2 separate regions of the Homo sapiens genome follow, and region 1 is linked to region 2. A link is an interaction called in ENCODE POLR2A ChIA-PET data of the cell type or tissue named here. Cell type or tissue: PC-9. All regions are shown on one strand. Region 1 overlaps MCC (MCC regulator of Wnt signaling pathway). Region 2 overlaps MCC (MCC regulator of Wnt signaling pathway).

What was found. ChIA-PET counts read pairs that join two places held together with the same protein. Peaks named below come from ENCODE experiments on the same cell type or tissue, not always from the same donor. Only the 100,000 strongest peaks of a DNase experiment are listed, where the experiment ranks them.
Region 1: POLR2A ChIA-PET joins it to region 2 with 9 read pairs; 2 of 35 experiments call an interaction of 5 or more read pairs at or near these places.

Annotation. Positions count from the first base shown.
Region 1 is chr5:113,089,076-113,093,075 of GRCh38, reverse strand. The region is part of intron 8 of MCC (MCC regulator of Wnt signaling pathway); the gene reads left to right. Among named protein-coding and RNA genes, the nearest start is that of DCP2, 110 kb to the right of the region's middle. In PC-9, no CTCF peak of the experiment used is centred here; no DNase peak of the experiment used is centred here.
Region 2 is chr5:113,311,306-113,315,305 of GRCh38, reverse strand. All of the region lies in intron 3 of MCC (MCC regulator of Wnt signaling pathway), which reads left to right. All of the region lies in intron 1 of LOC124901045 (a long non-coding RNA gene), which reads right to left. Among named protein-coding and RNA genes, the nearest start is that of TSSK1B, 120 kb to the left of the region's middle. RefSeq lists a silencer at 2,228-2,428. In PC-9, no CTCF peak of the experiment used is centred here; a DNase peak (open chromatin) is centred at 2,275; H3K27ac peaks cover 657 bases.

The DNA of each region.
Region 1 (4,000 bases), 220 kb after region 2:
TTTCTCCTCAGCACTCTGATTTTAAGGTTTGTCCATATGGCTGTGTGTACATCTGGTCCTGTGTGTCTAAGGACATCTAGCATTCTATAGTGACCCACCTATTGCATTTACAGCAGCTGACAATCAAATTGCTTCCCATTTCCCATGACCACAAACAATGCTCCGGGGCATAGTCCCTTGCACATGTCTCCTCCGGCCTGGTGGGAATTACTCAGGATCACATGTCCAGGAGTGAAACTGCTGAGTCTCAGAGTGTGTATAGTCTTGCTTTGACCAAGTACCCCAGGGCAGCTTTTGGGAAATCTGGCCAGCCCATCCGCCCAACAGCAGCAAAGGAGTATTTCACCACCTACGTCAGTGTCAGCTCTTGTACTTTCATTGTTTCTTTCATCTCATTCTTTTTCTCAGGTTTAATTTTCTTTGGTACTGAAAATCATGTATTCTTAGGAAATTCTTTCAGCAAAGATCTATAGGTGATAGATTCTTAATCTTTGAGAGGGTCTTTATTTTTGCCCACACTCTTGATAATAGCTGTGTAATCTCCTGTGGCTGCTGTAACAAATTATCATGAACTTAGTGACTTAAGACAACACAAATTTATCATCTTACAGTCCTAGGGGGTCAGAAGTCCAAAATGCATCTCATTCACTAAAATGAAAGTGTCGGCAAGGCTGCATCTCTCTGGAGGCTGGAGGGGAGAATATACTTCCTTGTCGCTTCCAGCATCTAGAGGGAGCCTGCATCCTTTGAGTATGCCCCTTCCTTCATCTCCCAAGCCAGCAGCATAGCATCTTCAGAGCTCTAACTCTGGCACTCCTGCTTCCCTCTTAGAGGGGTCTTGTGACTTCTGAGTCCACCTAGATGATCCATGATACTCTACCCATCTCAGTTCCCTTTTGCCGTACAAGGCTACATTTACATTTCTCGGGGTTTAGGGCGTGGATGCCTTTGGGGGCCATCATTCAGCCTACCACAATATTCTAAGTAGGCATTAGATTTTAAGGTGATAGGTTTTTTAGTGGCATTCAATAGATTTTATTGAGACTGTGTCAGTCCCTGTTGAAGGTGTTGGCAATGCAGTAGTGAATGAAACAGAACAACACCCACAGACCCACAGAACCTGAGATGCCTCTATCCCATGAGAAGGCAGTGTGTGTGTGTGTGTTTGTGTGGTGTGTGTGTGTGTGTGTGTCTGAGTCTCATTGCATCACCCAGGCTGGAGTCCAGTGGTGTGATCCTCCTAGCCCACCATGGCCTTGACCTGCCAGGCTCAAGCAATCCTCCCACCTCAGCCTCCTGAGTAGCTGGGACTACTGGCTCACGCACCACTCCTGGCTGATTCGTTGTTGTTGTTGTTGTAGAGACAGGGTCTTGCGCTATTGCCCAGGCTGGTCTCAAACTCCTGGGGTCAAGCAACCTTCCCACCTTGGCCTCCCAAAGTGTTGGGATTACCACCAAAGCCACCGTGCCTAGCCCCACAAGAAGGCTTTTAAGATTTGGTGTCTATTTTTGTTTCATTATTTCTTAATCTTAAGGAAATTATTCCCCTTATCTCTTTAAGGTTCCTCAGTGTACCTATTGTGATGTGGTTTACCAGTTGCTTTATTTTCATTTCCCCTAGGGTGAATTCAGCTCCTGATTCAGACTGCTGGCTCTCTTGTTTTATCTTTTGCTCTCTGTAGTTGTCCTCACTCTGTGTCTGGCAGCTTTGTGGACCTGGGCTCCCAGTCATGGGAAGCCTAAGTCTCCTGTTCTCTCTTGATACTGGGCGATTTACAAATTAGGCAGTTTCTGAGGCAGTGGGTGGCCTGGCAAAATCCAAACCAGTTTCCAGTGTTCATGTCAAGTTTGGAGTCCCACAGTATGCAGATAGTATAAATTTGGACCTCACACCCAAAGGTGCCACTGGTCTGGGGTTTTGGTTTCTGAAGGTTGACTCCGCTGCACAGCCTCAGGATTCCTTCTGTGGACAGCACTTTCAGCTTTTCACCTATGGGTCGAGCAGAGAGGCTCCAGGCGTGAGGCAGAGGGATCAGCTCAAGCAGCTAGACTAGCAGGCGCCCTCCATCTCCTCCCTCCCACGCTCTCATTCTGTGCCCTGCTCACAGCCCCTGGGCTTGCGGTGGCACCACCTCCTGGCAACTCCTTCAGCCTTCTTTCTCATTTCTGGCATCTGGAGATTTTGCTGTCTTTTGACCTTGGCAATGAATTTATTTCTCATTGTTCCTTTTTTAATGCAGGATTTCTATGCATTTTTAATAGGAGCACCTGTTGACTTTAGCTGAAGCTGTCATATGCCGGGAAGTTTCAATTGTTGTGTACAGTTACATAGCTGCAACCTCTGTTAACCTCTGAAAGCCTCTGTTCTCATTCTTGTCCTTCCTGCTCTCTGCCAAAGCTGAATTAGAGTCTGCCATCGTCCTTCTGGGTAGACTGGCTGCCTCTCTTTGTATACATTATAGACTTTTTTTATTCTGTGTCTTTCATCAGTGCTCTTCTTTTCACTTGGCCGTTGAGGAACGTGTCCAAATTTTGTTTCGGCCAATGCCCCAGGCACATTCTTATCTCCGTTGTGGTTTTAATCCTTTTTTATTTTGTACTATTATTTATTGAGGTCTCTAGAGTTGGAAGAAAACAATGTGTTCTTCAGTCTACTGTCTTCAAAGAGAGCTCAACTGAGCTGTCAGTGCTGCTGTGTAAGCTTCCTTTTTTTTTTTCTTTTTTGGTCCTAGGTCAGCCTCCTTTCTCATTTCTGACATTCCCCCCTCATGCCTAGCAGAGAAAATAGAAGCCATCAGATGGGAGTCCCTGTTTCGCATCTTCCCCTGACAGTCTGCAAATCACGTTTGTTATTGCCCGTCCTCACCTCCTTTCCTTTTCTCCCCGAGAAAAAGGTGTCCCCATCTCCCTGTCCTCCACTGACCCTCCACTCCTGCCAGCTCCACACAGGCACTCTGCCCACCACACTGCCACACCTCCTTCCTGGACCTTATCCATGCCCAGCATTCCTAAATCTATCTATCCAGTTCTAATTGCTTTCCTTCAGACTTACATCTCTAATTGTTGACTGATAAGCCCTCTCTTACATACCCAGTTGTTTTCTCAAATTCAGCATGTCCAAAGCTGATATCATTGTCAGCTCCGGACATTGTCAGCTCTGGTCATTTCTTTCCGAAAAGATCAGCTTCTCTTTATGTTTTTCTTTCTCATTGCTAAGTAACTCCATGATCCACTGAATCACCCCAGCTACAAGTTTGGGTGTTTTGTTTGTTTTTTCACCTCCTTGAATATTTTTAGAACTGCACTGATGGGTACAGTAGCTACTAGCCACATACAACCATTTAGATTTGAATTTAAATAAAGTAAAATACAATACAATTAAAAATTCAGTTCCTTGAGTACACCAGGCACATTGCAAGTGCTTACAGCCACGTGTGGCACCAGGCTACCATAGCAGATAGTGCCACTCTAGAACATTTCCGTCTGTACAGGAAGTTCTGTTGGATAGTACTGGTCTAGAGTGTATTTTGCCATCCTTATTCCCACTTCGCTGACTGTATTTGAGCCCTCATAATTTCCTATCTGAACCATCAGTAGAGCTCTTGGCTCACCAACTTTTTCTTCCTTACTTCAGTCCATTTTCTCCTCTAATCAAATGATTTTTACAAAACCCTTGAAGAAATACCAGAGGGTAACAACTGCAACCTTTTAATGTCATTTCCCTACTTGAACCTTCCAGAGTCTCCCCATTATCTTTTCCTCTTTATTTGCTTGTTGAACAGTTCAGCCTTCAAGATTGAGTTCTAGCGTTGCCTGCTCTAGGAAGGCAGAGGCCAGCCAGGTTTCTTCTTCTGCACTTTGACACTCCTTGTTGATACCCCTCTTTCAGAGCATGTTTCCCATCATAATGTTTACCAGACACGCAGTAACTTCAGGAGAAGTGAAAAAACAGCCTCTCAGGTCATGTTCTGGTGTTGAGGAACCCCAGTTGAGAAAGGCT
Region 2 (4,000 bases):
GCAGTACCTTTGGGAACTGCTGTTGAAGAAGAGCTATGGATACTGTTAGGAATTTGGGGGTTCCCTAGCAGGCATGAAGGGATGAAAAGAATTGAGGACCAGAGATAAATTTGGGATTTATATTTAACATCTTCTCATCTTTACCTTAAAAGCACCTCAGCCAATAGTAAGGATCACAAACTTTATTTGCCAAGAACGTGAATACTGAATAGAGTTTATAATGTATTTCATCATAAAACAGTTTCTTATTTACTGATGGAGAGCAAAGCTCTTGGCAGATTAACTCTACAAATCAAGAGAATATGAGAATCAAAGGCCAGAATCCAGGATAATGAGCAAAACTCTTGGAAGAGCACTAAGACCAGTCCTGCTGGACTTTTGAACTGACTTCCCAAAGTGAAGGTTATGACCCAATGGAGGCTGGGTGTGGTGGCTCACACCAGTAATCCCAGCACTTTGGGAGGTCGAGGCAGGTGGGTCAACTGAGGTCAGGAGTTCGAGACCAGCCTGGCCAACATGGTGAAACCCTGTCTCTACTAAAAATACAAAAATTAGCTGGGCATGGTGGTGCATGCCTGTAGTCCCAGCTACTCGGGAAGCTGAGGCAGGAGAATCGCTTGAACCCAGGAGGCAGAGGTTGCAGTAGGCCGAGATCACGCCATTGCACTCCAGCCTGGGTGACAGAACAAGACTCCATCTCAGAAAAATAAAAATAAAAATGACCAAGTGGGGTCAAAGGTGGAGAGTTCAGGGTTCCCCTGAAACTCCTTCTTGGACCATGTCACCATGAGCACTCAGCAATACTCAGAATATCCGGCTCTATACTGTGTGGAGTTGAGCAAAAACAGTTCTTTCAGGTGAAGCTGCTGACACTAACAGCATTTACATGCCCTTTTCTAATTTTGAACAACTCAGGACCTGCAGGGAAATGGAATTCCCATAAAAATCTTTAAAACTGAAGGACACAGTCATCCAGCCTTCACTCCCAAGTCCATCCAAATTGTAATTAGAAAAATGAGCTCTTATTTGTCTATTCTATCATTTTAAAACTCCAATTAAAGGCAAAATGAAGCCCCATGATTTTTAAATTATACTCTATCATTTTGCCTAGAAAATGACAGATTTTATACAGGCCTCCCTGGGAGGTTTGAGAGAATCTGGAATATCTGTTTAGAATTATAGATATCTGCCAAGTGCAGTGGCTCACACCTGTAATCCCAGCACTTTGGGAGGCTGAGGCAGGAGGATTGCTTAAGCCTAGGAGTTTAAGACCAACCTGGGCAACATAGTGAGATCATGTCTCTGCAAAAAATAACAATTAGCCAGGCATGGTGGCCTGCACCTGTGGTCCCAGCTACTTGGGAGGCCGAAGCGGGAGGATCACTTGAGCCCAGGAGGCCAAGGCTGCAGTGAGCTGTGATCACACCACTGCACTCCAGCGTGGGCAACAGAGCAAGACTCTGTCTGAAACAAACAAACAAACAAACAAAACAAAACAAAAAACAGACAGAGAGAGAGAGAAAGAAAATGGCAGATTATTATACAGGTCTCCCTGGGAGCTTTGAGAGAATATGGAATATCTATTTAGAAATATAAGAATCTTTCCAGACTCTCTGGAGTCTTCCACCAGATGATGCATAAAGAACATCCCTAGTAAATAGGAACCCAAGAAAATAGCTGAAGGCCAATACTGATCTGTGACTCCTGCATTAGGAGATGGACTTCCAGAGTAGAAAGTGCTCCAGATCTCTTTTCCTTAGTAGCTCGCCATTGCCATCATATCTCCAACCCTCCTTCCTCCCCAACCACCGCTATCAGATATGACAGGAACTCTCGGGCCAGAATAGGAGCCATAATTTCCTCAAGCTCACTTTGCTTTCAGTGAGTGCAATTTGGCCTTCACAGAACTAGATGTTCCTTCTCTACACGTTTTTGTTGTTTGTTTGTTTGTTTTTTGTTTTTGAGACGGAGTTTTGCTGTCACCACGCTGGAGTGCAGTGGTGCCATCTTGGCTCACTGCAACCTCCGCCTCCTGGGTTCAAGCGATTCTCCTGCCTCAGCCTCCCGAGTAGCTAGGATTATAGGTGCGCACCACCACACCCAGCTAATTTTTTGGTATTTTTAGTAGAGACGGGGTTTCACCATGTTGGCCAGGCTGGTCATGAACTCCTGACCTCATGATTCACCTGCCTCGGCCTCCCAAAGTGCTGGGATTACAGGCATGAGTCACCATGCCAGGCCCCTTCTCTACACTTTTAAAGCACATTGCTCATATTTCTCTGGGTTAACAAGGAAGTCTGTTTTTTGTGTGTCTCTCTTCCCCACTAGACTGTGAGCTTATCAAGAGGAGGAATCTTGTGTTTGTGTCTCTCCAGTGCCAATCAGATTGCTTGACACAGGCTCATTCATTCATTTAATCTCTCAATCATTTATTTATTCCCAACTGAAACCTCTCAATAAATGTTCATTGACTAAATAGATGGATAAATAAATATTTTTTTCAGGACTAGATTATGAATTTTATGGGCAAATTTCAAGGTATATATATGAGAAACTCCCTACCCATTTCATAGCAAAGTAAGCATGTGAGAAGAATAACTTGTATCCATCTTAAAACCATTCAGTAGTTCTCATAGTTCTTTGGATCAAGTCTTAAACCCTTCACATCATCTACAAAGCCTTTCATTTGTTCTAGTCACTGCCTATCATCCCAGCCTCATTTCTTTGCATTCTCTTCTTTATCTCCATTCTCCAGCTGCATTGACCTTCTAAGTAACTCAGCATCTGTACTCCTTCCCTACAGGGCCTTTGTATTTGAAGTTTCTGTGACTTGAACACCTCTTTCCCCTACCCTTCACCTGGTTAACTTCTGCATGTCTTCCAGATCTTAGGTCAGACATCTCTTCCTTAAAGAAATGTTCCTTAACCTCACTCCCCACCAGTCTATGTGAACTCTGTTATATGTATTCATATTTCTGTATTCCCTGTCCTTCAGAGAAGACATTGCAGTTTTATAGGTTTTTTTTTTTCAGACAGAGTTCTGCTTTGTTGCCCAGACTAGAGTGCAGTGGTGTGATCTCAGCTCACTGCAACCTCTGCCTCCCAGGTTCAAGTGATTCTCCTGCCTCAGCCTCCCCAGTAGCTGGGACCACAGGTGTATGCTACCACACCCAGCTAATTTTTTGTTTGTTTGTTTTTTTGAGATGGAGTCTCGCTCTGTCAGCCAGGCTGGAGTGCAGTGGCGCGACCTCGGCTCACTGCAAACTCTGCCGCCCGGTTTCAAGCGATTCTCCTGCCTCAGCCTCCTGAGTAGCTGGGATTACAGGTGCCCACCATCACACCCAGCTAATTTTTGTATTTTTAGTAGAGACAACGTTTCACCATATTGGCCAGGCTGTTCTCTAACTCCTGACCTTGTGATCTGCCCGCCTCAGCCTCCCAAAGTGCTGGGATTATAGGCATCAGCCACCGCGCCCAGCCTAATTTTTGTATTTTTAGTAGAGACGGGGTTTTACCATGTTGCCCAAGCTGGTCTTGAACTCCTGACTTCAGTGATCCACCCGCCTCAGCCTCCCAAAATGCTGGGATTACAGGCGTGAGCCACCATGCCCGGCCAGCTATTATTTTTTTTTAATGATTAAGCAATGTGTCAGTTATCTGTTGCCACAACAATGTTGTGTAATTTTAAAAGACTATATCAGTGACATTCACCAATAAGTGTTTATTGCTCATGTATTTGGGGTCAGTTGCAGGTCGGCAGGGCAGCTGCTGTTCTTGACTGTAAAGCCTGGACTCACTCATATATCTGAGGATAAGCTGGCTTGATGGCTGATCTGGCCAGACCTTGGTTTGGGTGACTAGAGCAACTGCTGAACCTGTCTCTTATCCTCCAGAAGGCTGGCCTAGACATGCACTCACGTTAGCGGCAGATATGTAAGAGGAAACATGACAGACTCCTAAGGAGGAGACACGGGCATACCATTAATTCCATCTTATTCTG